Linked DNA regions of Homo sapiens: region 1 is linked to region 2. Evidence: chromatin contacts called from ENCODE Hi-C or POLR2A ChIA-PET data. All regions are on one chromosome and are shown on one strand. Each heading gives the region's core, a stretch centred on a gene start or an enhancer-like site at or near the end of the contact. The rest is flanking DNA. Distances are from core to core; before and after follow the strand shown. Region 1 overlaps PI4KA (phosphatidylinositol 4-kinase alpha). Region 2 holds the start of DGCR6L (DiGeorge syndrome critical region gene 6 like).

Region 1 (6,811 bases), core at 570-3,069, 430 kb after region 2:
TGGGGAATAAGCACACTGCAGGGGAAGTGAAAGGGCAGGCCTGGGGCACGCCAAGGGGACACCTGGTGGAAAAATCAAGACCGCTTCAAGCCTTTTCATTTTCCATTTCCTTCTTAGGCCAGACCTGCGTGAGAAAGTAAAAAGCTCTATCAGCTGCTTTTTTTGTCCACTTAAACTTTCTAGGCATTAGAGGGGGCCTCCCCTCTTCAGACGACAGACAGCCTTGGGACCTGAGGCCCTTTTGCTGTAAATGAACAAAGGGAAATAGTTTCTTGCCACTGCGTTTCCACACAGCTCTCAGGGCTCTTGGAGCTGGCTGCTCTATCCTTCCTGGACTCCACAACCAGAAACACTTTTGAGCCTGTTTCATCTTTAAAGTGCTGCCAGGGTAAACCTCACAAGAGTTCCTCTCAGCACACCCACTCTCTGCTAACACAGATTCCTTCCAGAGGTATTTTTCTCATCTTTGATTCCTTTTAAGGCAATTCTTTCCTCTCACACCCTGTGGCATTACATGGTTTACTTCGTGGCCATCTGAGTTTCCAAACCAGTGTTTTTGTCTGAAAGACTCCCATGCACCTACATGTGCAGCTTATGTGGAGCTTTAATGGGACACAAGTCCCCAACTCTGCCTCTGCTCCACCAGCCTTGGTCAGGCCCCTGCCTTTGGGCACAGGTGCCAGCAATGCACTTGGCACTTAGAGATGCTGCCATCTGGCAGCCTCCCACATCCACCACACAAGCCCTTCCTCTCGTGAGCAGCCCCCAAGTCTTGCCACAGACCTGGCACCTCACCTGGTGTGAGCCGTCAGATGCCCTCCTTGTGCCCTGGCCAGCACTGGCCCCACAGGCGCTCCTAACACACAGAGCAGCCTCTGAGGCATCTATTATTCTCAGGCCCTAGACTGATGCTTCCAGTCTCCATTCACACTAGTGCTATTTGGATTTTGAGTTCTTCATGTCTCTGTAAAGCTTTTTTGGGAGTTTGAAGGAGCTTATGGCAATTGCCTTTTGATGGTTTCAAGTACCTGCAGGTGGGACTTGGTGACGGTAGGTGCCCACTTCATGGCCTCCTGGAGGATCATCCCACAGCGTGCAGCGAAGTCCTTCACAATGCTCTGGAAGAGGGTGAAGCTGCTTCTCAACAACCCGAGGTCAGTTCATCTGAGCTGCCGTAGTGACTGTCATGGGCTGAACTATGTCTCCCCAAATCCCTATGCTGCGCCTTAACTGGTACCAGTACCTCAGAGTGGAACTCATTTGGAGATAGGGCTTTAAAGAGGTGATTCAATTAAAAGGCTGATAGGGTAGGTCCTGATCCAATCTGGCCAGTATCCTTCCTTACGTGTGTGCAGAGGAAATCTGGACACACAGAAATACTGGGGCAGGGAGGAGGGTGTGCACAGAGGGAAGAACACGTAAAGACACAGGGAGAAGGCTGCCATTCACAAGCCAAGGAGAGAGGTCTCCACAGAAACCAGCTCTGCCAACACTTTGATTTTACACTTCGGCCCTCAGAACTGTAAGACAATCAATGTCTGTCAAGACCTTTCAAGCTGCCCAGTCTATTGTCTTTTGCTACAGAAGCCCAAGAGACTAGCACAGCCACTAAGTTTGAACCTCAAGGCCCCTGGGGCCAGGAAGCCCACACACACTATGATCTGTATGTAATTCCTGCACAAGGTTTGTGGCAGAATCTACAAGAATAACATGTCACAGGGACACTGTGCAACTTGTGTCCTGGGTCTGGGACTGGATGGAAGGGCAGGCTCTGCGTGGCAAAATCCTCTTCGGTGCCACACCACTCTGTGGGAAACTCCCCATTGACAGCTGGTCTGGCAGAGGTCCAGAGGTAGGACATGACTCAGCCCAGGCTGAAGGAGCTGTGAGCTGAGTTGCAGTCTTGCCACAGTGAGGGCTCTGAGACCGAGTTGGGGAGAGGAGAGACCCAGTACATCCTCCTCTTTTGGAGTGATTTATTCTGCCAGTTTCCCCATTGGATAGCACAAGTCAAAGGCATGATCCCCTATTACCACAATAACAAAATGTCAGTGCACCTCAGAGAAGTGAAGTCCACCTGAAAATCATGCTTGTGCGACGCAGACTCGAGAGGCTATAAACTGGCTGGTAGCTGAAGACCTCTTTGGCAGCTAAACCGAGAACACAGCTGAGTCAACATGGCTGAGGTGGGGGAGCTGGGCTTGGAAGACAGAGCGACCTGGGGGCAGCCAGCTCCCCTTGCACTCGGTGGAGCCTGGCAATGGCTTGGTCTCCTCACTGGGGGATGGGGCCAGCACCACCCACACCTCAAATTGCTGGGGACTGGGTGAGCTCATGCAGGTTGACCATCTCGTGGAAATACTCAGGGAATTGTGGTAAAGATGGCCCTTAGTGCAGGGGATCGTGTCGGGCCTACCTCACGGGCTTCGTACGTGTCAGGAACCGTGATCCGGTAGGGGGCGTCGGGGATGTCATAGTAAGGCTGATCCTTGTGAATATCCTGCAAGCACAGCAAGACTCCCTCTTCCAAACTGCCTTCCCCAAGTTGCCACTAGCAACCACATGGGCCACCCCTACCCACCACCTGTCTGTCTGTGACAGGCCTCCATACTTGATGCAACTTATTGCAAAACACCAGGTGGATTTGGGCCCCCTCACCCCCAACTCGACACCTGTAGCATTAATTATGTTCAGGCTTATTGTCAGAGAAGCATGCCACAACACAGGGCGGACAGGGCCGGCGGGGTGGTGGTAGAGCGGGTGGTGTTTGGGCCCTAGGTCTCCTGGGGACACTCACAGCGCTCAGTGACAGTGACAGGGTCTGCAGGATGTCCAGCATGGTCTTCAGCACAGTCCCGCTCCAGAGCAAGTGGGGAAACCTGCACCAAGAGCCAGCTCTCAGGACCAAGAGCCAAACCTCCAAGGAAGGTCTGCTTCTAGGAGCCCCCTCAGCTGCCAGCCCGAGCCCATATCTGCTTCAGGCCAGCTGAAGGAGGAGGTCGGGAGGCCCTTGCAGCAGGATGCCTGGCCTCCTCAGGCTCATTGCAGTAAGGTGAGCAACGCCTGGTCAGAAAGGCTCCCCAGGCCCCTGCCAGCCCCACTTCTTAGGGCCAGACAAACCTGACACCAACTGCCTTGGTTATGCACTGGCCAGGACACCCCTCACTTTCCAAAGCAATCCTCTTAGTTTCTGACCAGGGTTCTCCATTATTTCTCACATAATGGAGAAAACAACAGTATCTACCTGACACCCTGGGGTAAGACAGGCCATGGGCTCCGATGGCCCCAGGGCTGAAGGAGAGGTGTCTCTGCACAGCTGTGACCCACCAGTGGCCCACTGCTCAGGAAGCCCAGCTCAGACACACGCCACGTGTGTGCTGGACTCGTTCTCGTGACCCCTGGCTGGCTCCTGACCACCTGTGGTGGCGCTGCTGCCTGGACCAGGCACACAGTATCTGCAACAGGCTCCAGAACCACTGGATACCTCTGGGGAGCTGCAGGCAGCCTCCATGTGGGTGTTTTGCTGCCTCTGGCCTTCTCACCTTGGAGAAGCTGGTCCAGCCCACCTGTGAGAGTTCTCATCAGTGTGGGGACATGTCCCAACAGGGTCTGTTTTGGCTCCCAGAACAAAGAGTATACAGCACAGAAGGGTCTGTGTGGGCTTTTGTTCCTGAGAAGCCCAAAGATACTGATCCTACCAGGGGACCTCTGGCTGGGCCCTGGGCTAGAAGATGGTGCACCAGGTCATGCCAGAGTGGGTGGGACTGAGAGACACAGGGATGTGGCACCCAGCAAATGTGCTGTAAGTAACATCGATAGCTCAGAATGAACAGAAGTTTCTGCACCAAAATTCAGACTCTGCAGGAAACTCACAGACATTGGAGGGAGGCTGCATCACCCTTAGGAGTTTTCATTCTGACTCCATTTTTTCCTAGATTAATAATATAAGGATGATTTTTCCCAGCATTTGAAATCACAGAAGTTTATATACATACACACAAAACATTAGCAGGAAAATGAGCTTACTTATCCACCAGACCAGATAGATACTTGTCTGCCACCCTCCTTATCCTCTTGTGGATGTGGTTGAAGTTCACCAACAGGAACTGAGCGTGCCGCTCCAGCTCCTCCTCGTTCTCCTTGGTCTTGGCCTAGAGATGCAAAAGAAACAGGTACCGCAGTGCCCCAGATGCCTCCAGCAGACAGACACGCATTCATGCTGGAGAGGCTTACTTTATCCGCCATCATGTTCAGGAAGGCATCGAATACTTTGTCCGCGACTGCAATCACACACTGCATCATCCCTGAAACGAGAAGGTTTCCATGGATAAGGTGCAGCAACAGAGAGAGAATCCTAGCAACTTTCAATCATTTTCTTTTGAAATGATTTTAGACTTACAGAGAGTGGCAAAGACAGCACAGAGCTCCCATATACCCTTCACCTAGCTTCCCTGGATTTTAACATCTGCAGTAACCAGGCTGATGTGTCAAAACTGAGTCAGATATTGATATAATCCTATTACCTAAACTTCAGACTTCGTCTGGATTTCCCAGGTCTCCCACACATGCCCCGCTTCTGTTCCAGCATCCAACCCAGGACACCAGGTGGCATTTAATCTGTGTCTCCTACTCCTGTCCAATATGTGGTGACTCCTCAGTCTGTCAATGTCTTTTGTGACTTTGACACTTTTGAAGAACAGTTATTTTGTTGAATGTCCCCTAATTTAGGTTTGTCTGATGCTTGTCCATGATAAGACTAGGGTTACAGGATTTGAGGGAGAACTCCATAGAGTGGATGTGCCCTTTCTTTTTTCTTTCTCTTTTTTTTGAGATTGAATCTCGTTCTGTTGCCCAGGCTGGAGTGTGGTGGCGCGATCTTGGCTCACTGCAACCTCCGCCTCCTGGGTTCACGCCATTCTCCTGCCTCAGCCTCCTGAGCAGCTGAGACTACAGGTGCCCACCACCACGCCCGGCTAATTTTTTGTATTTTTAGTAGAGACAGGGTTTCACCACGTTGGCCAGGATGGTCTTGATCTCCTGACATCGTGATCCGCCCGCCTCGGCCTCCCAAAGTGCTGGGATTACAGGCGTGAGCCACCGTGTCCGGCCTGGATGTGCTCTTTCTGCATCACGTAAGTGGTATGTGATAACAGTATCTCTTATTACTGGTGAAGCTAACCTTGATCCCTTGGTTTGAGTTACCGTTTTTCCCTTTTTCTATTTTTTTTGAGACAGGGTCTCACTTTGTTGCCCAGTCTGGAGTGCAATGGTGAGATCATAGCTCAGCTGCAACCTTGATCTCCCAGGCTCAAGGGATCCTCCCACCTCAGCCTCCCTGGTGGCTGGGATTACAGATGTACAACACCATGCTCAGCTAATTGATTATTTTTTGTAGAGACTGGGAGTCTCACTATGTAGCCCAGGCTGGTCTTGAACTCCTGGGTCAAGCAATCCTTCTGCCTCGGCCTCCTAAAGTGCTAGGATTACAGGCGTGAGCCACTATGCCCAGTCCCTTTCTCTATTCTTTAGAAGCAAGTCACTAAGGACAGCCCACACTCAGAGCCAAGGAATTAAATGCTACCTCCTGAAGGAAATTTGTGAATGAGAATTACAGCCACCACAGCGATTGATATTTTGGGGAAGATACTTTGAAGTTATGCAGAGATCATGTCTTTTAAGATTTTGCCCCTTCACTTTGGCATCCACGAGTGAATTCTGCCTGCAGTAGTTACTGTGGTTGTCATAGGAATTTTCTATTTCCCTCAATTCTTTCTACTTTTTAAAAAATGTTGGCCAGGCATGGTGGCTCACGCCCATAATCCCAGCACTTTGAGAGGCCGAGGTGGGTGGATCACGAGGTCAGGAGTTCGAGACCAGCCTGGCCAACATGGTGAAACCCCATCTTTACTAAAAATACAAAAATTAGCCAGGCATGGTAGCGTGCCACTGTAATCCCAGCTACTTGGGAGGCTGAGGCAGGAGAATCGCTTGACCCCAGGAGACAGAGGTTGCAGTGAGCTGAGATCATGCCACTGCACTCCAGCCTGGGTGACAGAGCGAGACTCCATCTCAAACAAAACAAAAATTTATTTTTTAGGGACAGGGTATCGCTTTGTTGCCTAGGCTGGTCTTGAACTCCTGGGCTCAAGCAATCCTCCTGCCTTGGCCTCCCAAAATGCTAGGATTACAGGCATGAGCCACCGTGCCCAGCCTCTTCTATTTTTATTAATAGTAACTGGAATTCTGTAAGGAAGGTTCAGCCTTTTTCCCCATTTTTTATTTATTCGGTAGTCTAATCATTACAGAACCGTGGATGTTTATTCGTTGGGTTATAATCCAATACCATTTATTCTATTCAAATCATTCCAGCTTTGGCCACTCGGAGCTCTTTCAGGTTGGCTCCTGTGTCATTCGGACAGGCCCCATGTCTTGTCTTTTCTTCTTCTTTCTTGGCGTGTCCTTACTTTCTGGTGTAACAAGGTGCCCCAGGCTCATCCTGTACAGGCCTCCCTAGAATCAACCATTTCTCCATGGAGCCCTGGTTCCTTTTATTGGAGAATACTATTTAGAAACCAAGATCTGAGCACCGGATATGCTCATTGTTACAGAGGTGCCAAGTAGGCTGTAAAAGGCAACAGAATGGGCTGGGCACAGTGGCTCATGCCTGTAATCCCAGCATTTTGGGAGGCTGAGGCGGGTGGATCACTTGAGGTCAGGAGTTTGAGACCAGCCTGGCCAACATGGTGAAACCCCGTCTCTACTAAAAATACAAAAATTAGCTGGGCACGGTGGTGCACACCTGTTAATTCCA
Region 2 (6,164 bases), core at 1-2,500:
CATCTCACCAAAAAGACTTACCCAGCCACAAATGTCAGCATGGCTGGGTTGAAAATCCTGGTCTCCAGGAATGCTGAAGACTCTTGGTGAATGCTATGCTGTCACATGTATATATTTTGGGATGTCAAGAACTAGAGCAAAACGTTAACTATTGAACTTTAGTGAAGAGCACAAGCGTATGCACTATACTATCTTTTCAGCTTTTCTAAATGTTTTAACTTCTAAAATAAGAAGTTTGGGAAAAATAACAAAGGTGGAAACTGATGGTGCAGGGGGACCTGCCCTATATAATTTGCAGGAAAGGGCTCCCAAGCCCACCAAGCAGGCCTGGCTCAAGTGGGAAGCTCTTCGGGTTTGGGAGGGCGCCACAGGAGACAGTGCTTAGGAATTTGATGTGCAACTGGAATGAGGCCCTGCGAGGCCTGAGAGGGAACTGACCCTGAAAGACGCTTGCTGCACAACTGTCAACAGACTTCCAACTACTGAGGGGCAATGCTGCTGCAGTCAGCGCCACCACCAGAGTCTGCCTGCAGGCCAATCAGGCACCGAGGCCTAGGGCCATCCTGTCTGGAAGCGCGTGGGGCACAGGGAAGCCCGAACAGGGAGTTTCTGCTAAGAAGGTGGGTGCTGCGCAACTGAAAACAAAACTGGTTGGACCCACTGATCACCAAAAAGGCGCTGTCTCAGTCTCTGCGCCCGTTGATTTTGTCAATCTTAGAGACCTCTTCCGAACACTTCCAAGGAAGGAGCTGATCTGCACAGATACCAAGAGCTGCCCGGAGGCGCCGACCCGGAGGAGGCGGCACCTCATCCCGCTGCCCCCGCGCACCTCGGTGCTCGTTCTGTAGGCGCAGGCGCTGGTTGTACAGGCTCTTTTCGGTGAGGTGCTGGATCTCCAGTAGCCCCTGCACGATTTCGAACACGGTGCCGTCGAGAAGCGCCAGGGCCAGGTCGCTGAGCGTGGTGTAGGACAGGCGCTGCTGGAAAGAGCTGCGGGTAGGGGGGCGCGGTGAGCCCCGGCGGGAAACGAAGCCGCCTCCGCAGGCCTCCGCCCGCCCCGCCTGCGTACCTGGGCAACTCCTTCACCAGGCTCTGTAGCGCCGACAGCAACTGGTAGTGTCGCTCCTGCTGCCGGGCACCGTCCGCCACCTCCTCCAAGGCGGCCGCGTAGCGCTCCATGGCGCGGACGCCCGCTAGCCGCCGGCGGCGGCGACGAGCTCCCCCAGCTTCACGACATCCCGAGCGCGGCGCGTCCCGCCCCTTTTACGATTGTCCCACGCGCGGCGCGCTCCGCCCCCTTTTACGACAGTCCCGAGAGGGCCTGGCCGCCTGCCCCGCCCTGCCCCGCGCCCCGCCGCCTGCTTATTCAGGAGGCGCGCCCCGCTCCTCTGCGGAGACTCCAAGGAGGGTTTTGCTCAGCCCAGGCTCGCACCTGCCTGCTCCCCGCGCGACATTAAAGGCGAGACTCCGCCGTCTGGATATCGCAGGACCACGGAGAATCCCACCGGCCCTTGCTGAGTCATTGCGGGCCGAGGTCCGGGCTCCGCGCCGGCGCGCCTGCGAGGTGGACTGTCCCGGTCACCGGCCTCCCCAGAGGCAGGGGTCTCGGGCCAGAGCCCACAGGACCTGGGTCTAAGGCACCATCCGCGGCCGAGCAGTGGCGCTGGGGTCTGTCTGCGTCCTCCCCGCCCCCGGGGTGAGACAGACAGGACCGCCCTAGAGCCTCTGGGTCAGGACAGTCGGAGCCAGAGTCCCCATCTGGGCCTCCGTGGCCCCCAGCCCGTGAGCCCAGACTGCGCTCTCCCCGCTCCACAGGCCAGCTGCTGGGCCGGGGCTGGGGGGCTTCTGGTGGCTGGGGCTGAACCGTCTAGGAACAGGCTTTAATAGGAGGGGCTCGGGTGGAGGAATGGCTCCTGCAAAGGCCCTGCCAGAGTCAGGTCAGGTGGGTGGGCGAGAGGACCAGTGTGGCCAGGCTGCGGAAGCCAGCACAGGAGACAAGGGCGGGTGCTGTGCATTACAGAGGCTGCTGGGGGCTTGTCCATAGAGCAGCAGGGGGCACGGAAGGGCTTGGGGACGCAGACACGATCAGACTTGCATTTCATCAGGCACTCTTTAGCTGCCTGCTGGGTGGCTGGGCTGTGTGAGATGACCCTGCTTTGACCAGGTTAGGAATTATGACTGGTTTCCAGAGAGAACATTGGTTAGTAATTGGCTATGGGGAAGAGGGGGCGTTGAGCCAACCAACTGGGGTCCCCCTGAAGTGCCAGCAAAGTGTCTGGTTTTCTCCAGGATCTGTTTCCTCAGTCCCTGGCAGGATTGGCTCCCCTGCACGCCATGTCCTTGTGGTCCCTTCCAGACAGAAACCAGGCATGAATAAAGTGAATAATGACAAGCGCTCAGGCCACTGCCGTGGAGGGCGGTCCACAACCCAGAGCTGGTCATGCGCCGGGCACCCTGGCCTCCAGGTCCCTCAGAATGGCAGGAGCTGGAGGTGGGACTCGAGATTGTGGGAGCTGAGTCTGTAGTGAGTGACCAGGAGCCAGCTGGGGCTGGGCTTGGTCACTGTCACCTCCCCCGGAGGTGGTGAGTGGGATGATTAGCTGGGTGAAGACGCCTGCCTGTTTCACCAGTGTCCCTGCCCTCAGTCCCCCAGTCCATGAAGAGTGTCTGTGTGGAGACTGGGAGGATATAGGGCAGCCCCACGTGATGATATGTCTGTGGCCAGCTGGGCAACACTGTCGCCAGCTCCGGGGTCTGCCAGGTGGGGTGGGGGCTGTGAGCCACAGCAGGAGCAGGCCAGGCCTGGGTTTGGACACCTGCTCCTCTGCCTTGTCCGGGTGCTGATGCAGGAAGGCCCCTTCTCCAACCCTTGGTGCAACGTCTGACCTGAACCAGCTTCCCCAGCCCAGCAACACTGCTCCCCTAATGTGGATGTCAACCTAAAGAAACAAACTGAACCACAGTTCATATAGAGAGTTTGTCTGGGCCAAGGCTGAGAGAGCTGCCCAGGACACACCAAGTTGCCCTGGGAGTGCTTCATTCAGCCTTATTACAAGCAAGTTTTTAAAGACTGAAGGGGACAAGGAGTGGGCTGATATGAAGTCAGCAGGAATTCTGACTGCTTTCCAGAGAGAACCCTTAGTGACTGGCTATAAGGTGTTGGACTACTGGGTAAGAGTTATGGTGTCCAGCGTATGGCTTTTTATGCCTACTTGGTGTCAGTCTGGAACCCACAGAGCAATTGGCTTCAAGAGGTCGTTAGCTCAAGTAGGAGTGGGATGTGACTGCTGTTTCATTCCAGTGCCTCTCTGGGCCAGATAATTAAAGGGAGCTCACATTCCTCAGATAAAAAAGTTCCTTTCGCATTAGGAGAAATACGTAATGTAGATGATAGGTTCATGGGCACAGCAAACCACCATGGCACGTGTATACCTATGTAACAAACCTGCACGTTCTGCACATGTACCCCAGAACTTAAAAGAATATATATATGAATATATATATATACTTTATACATATATATATAAACTTCCATTGTGCGCGCGCGCACACACACACACACACACACACACACACAAAGTTCCTTTTCTTTTTCATGGACATGAGCAGTATGTCACTCAGGCATGGGGACTCCTGGGCCACCTCTGGGTCTTCAGGGAGGGCCTGGTCTGGAAGGAGGGGTCTCATCCTCCAGAGCCCCAGGGATGGGTGATATATGTGTAGGAATGGGGGAGCTGGTTCGCAGACGTGCGTTTCCCCTGTGTGTGTGGACACGATGGGCCCCATGGCTCTTCCCGTCGGGTGGTATCCACCGAAGGCCTTTGCTCTGCGGCCACTGTCCACCTCCACTTGGCCTCCCGAGTCCACCAGGCTGGCTGGTGACACCTTGGGTTAGTGTGGGGTGACTGGTGTGTGTTGGGGAGCTGCAGGTCCCCTGTCTCTGACACAGCTGTGTCTGGGCAAACACCAAGGTTTGAAGGAGTGGGTGCCTGTGTGTGTGTGTGTGTGTGTGTGTGTGTGTGTGCGCGCACGTGTGTCAAAAGGCTTTGCTGCATGCCTTTTGTGTGGCTCTTTGTCACATGTGCCTTTCTGTGTTTCTCTGTGAGTTTTCATGTGTCAGGTTGTATGTCTGTTGTGTGGGCGGAGAAACAGCTCTGCTGTGGGGCCCTGAGCCATTGCAGGATCCCCATAGGCCATGCAGAGGTGCACACAGCACCTGACCTAAGCCTGCTCCTCCCAGAACATCAGGCTGCACCCAGGCCACCGCTCACTCCGTCTGTCTCCCGAGACTGTTCCTCACTTCCTGCCTCACTGGCCCTGGTGAGGGTGAGGCTCCCTGCCCCCGGCCCTCAAAACAGAGCTGCAGATGAGGACGCCACCCAGCTGCAGTGTCAAGGGGCTCCTCCACAGTGGGTGTCCCGCAACGCATGCTCTCTGACCCCTTTTGTTTCAGTGTTGTCCTTTTTAGTGTGTGGCACCAGGACAGCAGGGAGCTGCCACCTCAGGCTTCTCTTATTTTCACTCTGTGAGTAATAAGGTCTGAATGAGAGGGGCTCATTGTGTCTTTACTGTCAAATCAGTCAGGCCTTGGCCTTGGCATGTCTTGCGTGTGCTTGACAAATGTATTGCTCATGGGGTCTGGTGGAGGCACAGCACCCTTTTAGAAGACAGGGTCTGTGCGGACCAGTTACGGGTGACATTTCCTAGGCACAGCTCTTGCCTAAGTGGTGTGGGATGGGAGGAGGGCGGGGCTTCCCACTGTCCCACCAGCAAAATGGGCTGTGTGGCCAGCTCCTCAGGACCCGAGAGCATTTGCTCCAGGTTGATAAAATGTTGCGGTGTTGGGTGGCAAGAGTAGGATTGAAACCAGCCACCCAGTTGGTGCTTTGTTACCATCAGAAGTGTTTGCTGAGTCAAAGCAAATGGCCACTCAAAACTGAGTGGGCTGAGTGTGGTGACTCACACCTGTAATCCCAGCACTTTGGGAGGCCAAGATGGGCAGATGGCTTGAGGCCAGGAGTTCAAGACCAGCCTGGGCAACAGGGTGAGAGCCTGTCTCTACAAAAAGTTTAAAAAATTCGCTGGCATAGTGGCATGTGCCTGAAGTCCCAGCTACTTGCCACTTGGGAGACTGAGGTGGGATCACTTGAGCCCAGGAGGTCCAGGCTGCAGTGAGCTGAGATCACACCACTGTACTGCAGCCTGGGCAACAGAACAAGAATCAAATAATAAATAAGTAAGTAAGTGAGTAAATCCATCCATCCACCCCAGAGTGAGTCAGCTGGGGCTGCTGCATTGCTCCTCCCTCACCCACAGGATTCCCTGGTTCCAGCCAGGAGACGATGGTCAACAGCCACTGCTGTAGTGGTGCCTAGTTAAAACTCTTTGGTTTCTGTCTCTGTAAAAAAAAGTGTCTAATTGCATTTGGGCAAAAAACTTGCAGTGAAGAGAGAAAAAGAGATGAAAGCAACCTGTGAGGGAGGCTCGGGTTGACGTGCGGCATGTGCTGTTTGAGTGTGATGAGTGTGTCGGTTTGCACTGTAGATGCTCAGGAAGTGAGGATATGTGGAGTGCTGACTGTATACATGATGCCTCCACTGGCTGGCTGAGTAGAGTTTCATGAAACAATGTTGGTGGACTCAGCCCTGAATCCCTCAGGCATTCAGAGAGCAACCTCTGTCTTTTTTTTTTTTTTTTTTTTTTTTGAGATGGAGGCTCGCTCTGTTGCCCAGGCTGGAGTGCAGTGGTGCAATCTCGGCTCGCTGCAACCTCTGCCTTCCGGGTTCAAATGTCCTGGCTTTAATTTCACAGATTCTTTCTTCTGTTTCTTCTGTTTGATCAAGTCTGCAATTGAAATTCTCTATTGCATTTTCATTTCATTCATTTATTTATTTTTATATATTTTTGAGACAGAGTCTGTGTCACCCAGGCTTGAATGCAGTGGTGCCATCTTGGCTCACTCCAACTTCCACCTCCCGGTTCAAGCGATTCTCCTGCCTCAGCCTCCCTAGTAGCTAGGATTACAGGCATATGCCACCATGCCTGGCTAATTTTTGTATTTTTAATACAGATGGGGTTTTGGCATGTTGGCCAGGCTGGTCTTGAACTCTTGACCTCAAGTGATCCGCCTGCCTCGGCCTCCCAAAGTGCTGGGATTACAGGAG

The links. A loop is a pair of places that touch in the nucleus more often than their neighbours do. ChIA-PET counts read pairs that join two places held with the same protein, here RNA polymerase II (POLR2A). Pooled maps may share reads with other maps.
Region 1: a loop to region 2 is called in a map with no recorded cell type, with 9 times the contacts of the local background. The contact joins the enhancer-like site here to the promoter of DGCR6L in region 2. A Hi-C loop is called at or near these places in 1 of 37 single-sample maps with no recorded cell type and 4 of 50 pooled maps. POLR2A ChIA-PET finds 5 or more read pairs at or near these places in 1 of 52 experiments (OCI-LY7).

What each region holds. Positions count from the first base shown.
Region 1 is chr22:20,748,877-20,755,687 of GRCh38, forward strand. PI4KA (phosphatidylinositol 4-kinase alpha) reads right to left here. Exons shown (of 55, transcript NM_058004.4): 24 at 4,234-4,304; 25 at 4,027-4,151; 26 at 2,798-2,879; 27 at 2,417-2,500; 28 at 1,029-1,118. Among named protein-coding and RNA genes, the nearest start is that of SERPIND1, 22 kb to the right of the region's middle. RefSeq lists enhancers at 1-357, 1,450-1,569, 2,591-3,388. Within about 2 kb of position 1,820, at least 11 of the 41 ENCODE cell types and tissues checked have a DNase peak (open chromatin) inside an H3K27ac peak, as active enhancers do.
Region 2 is chr22:20,318,810-20,324,973 of GRCh38, forward strand. It overlaps DGCR6L (DiGeorge syndrome critical region gene 6 like), which reads right to left and starts at 1,251. Exons shown (of 5, transcript NM_033257.4): 1 at 1,070-1,251; 2 at 830-990. The coding sequence starts at 1,179. RefSeq lists silencers at 597-891, 928-1,157, 1,288-1,417, 1,608-1,657 and an enhancer at 1,537-2,324.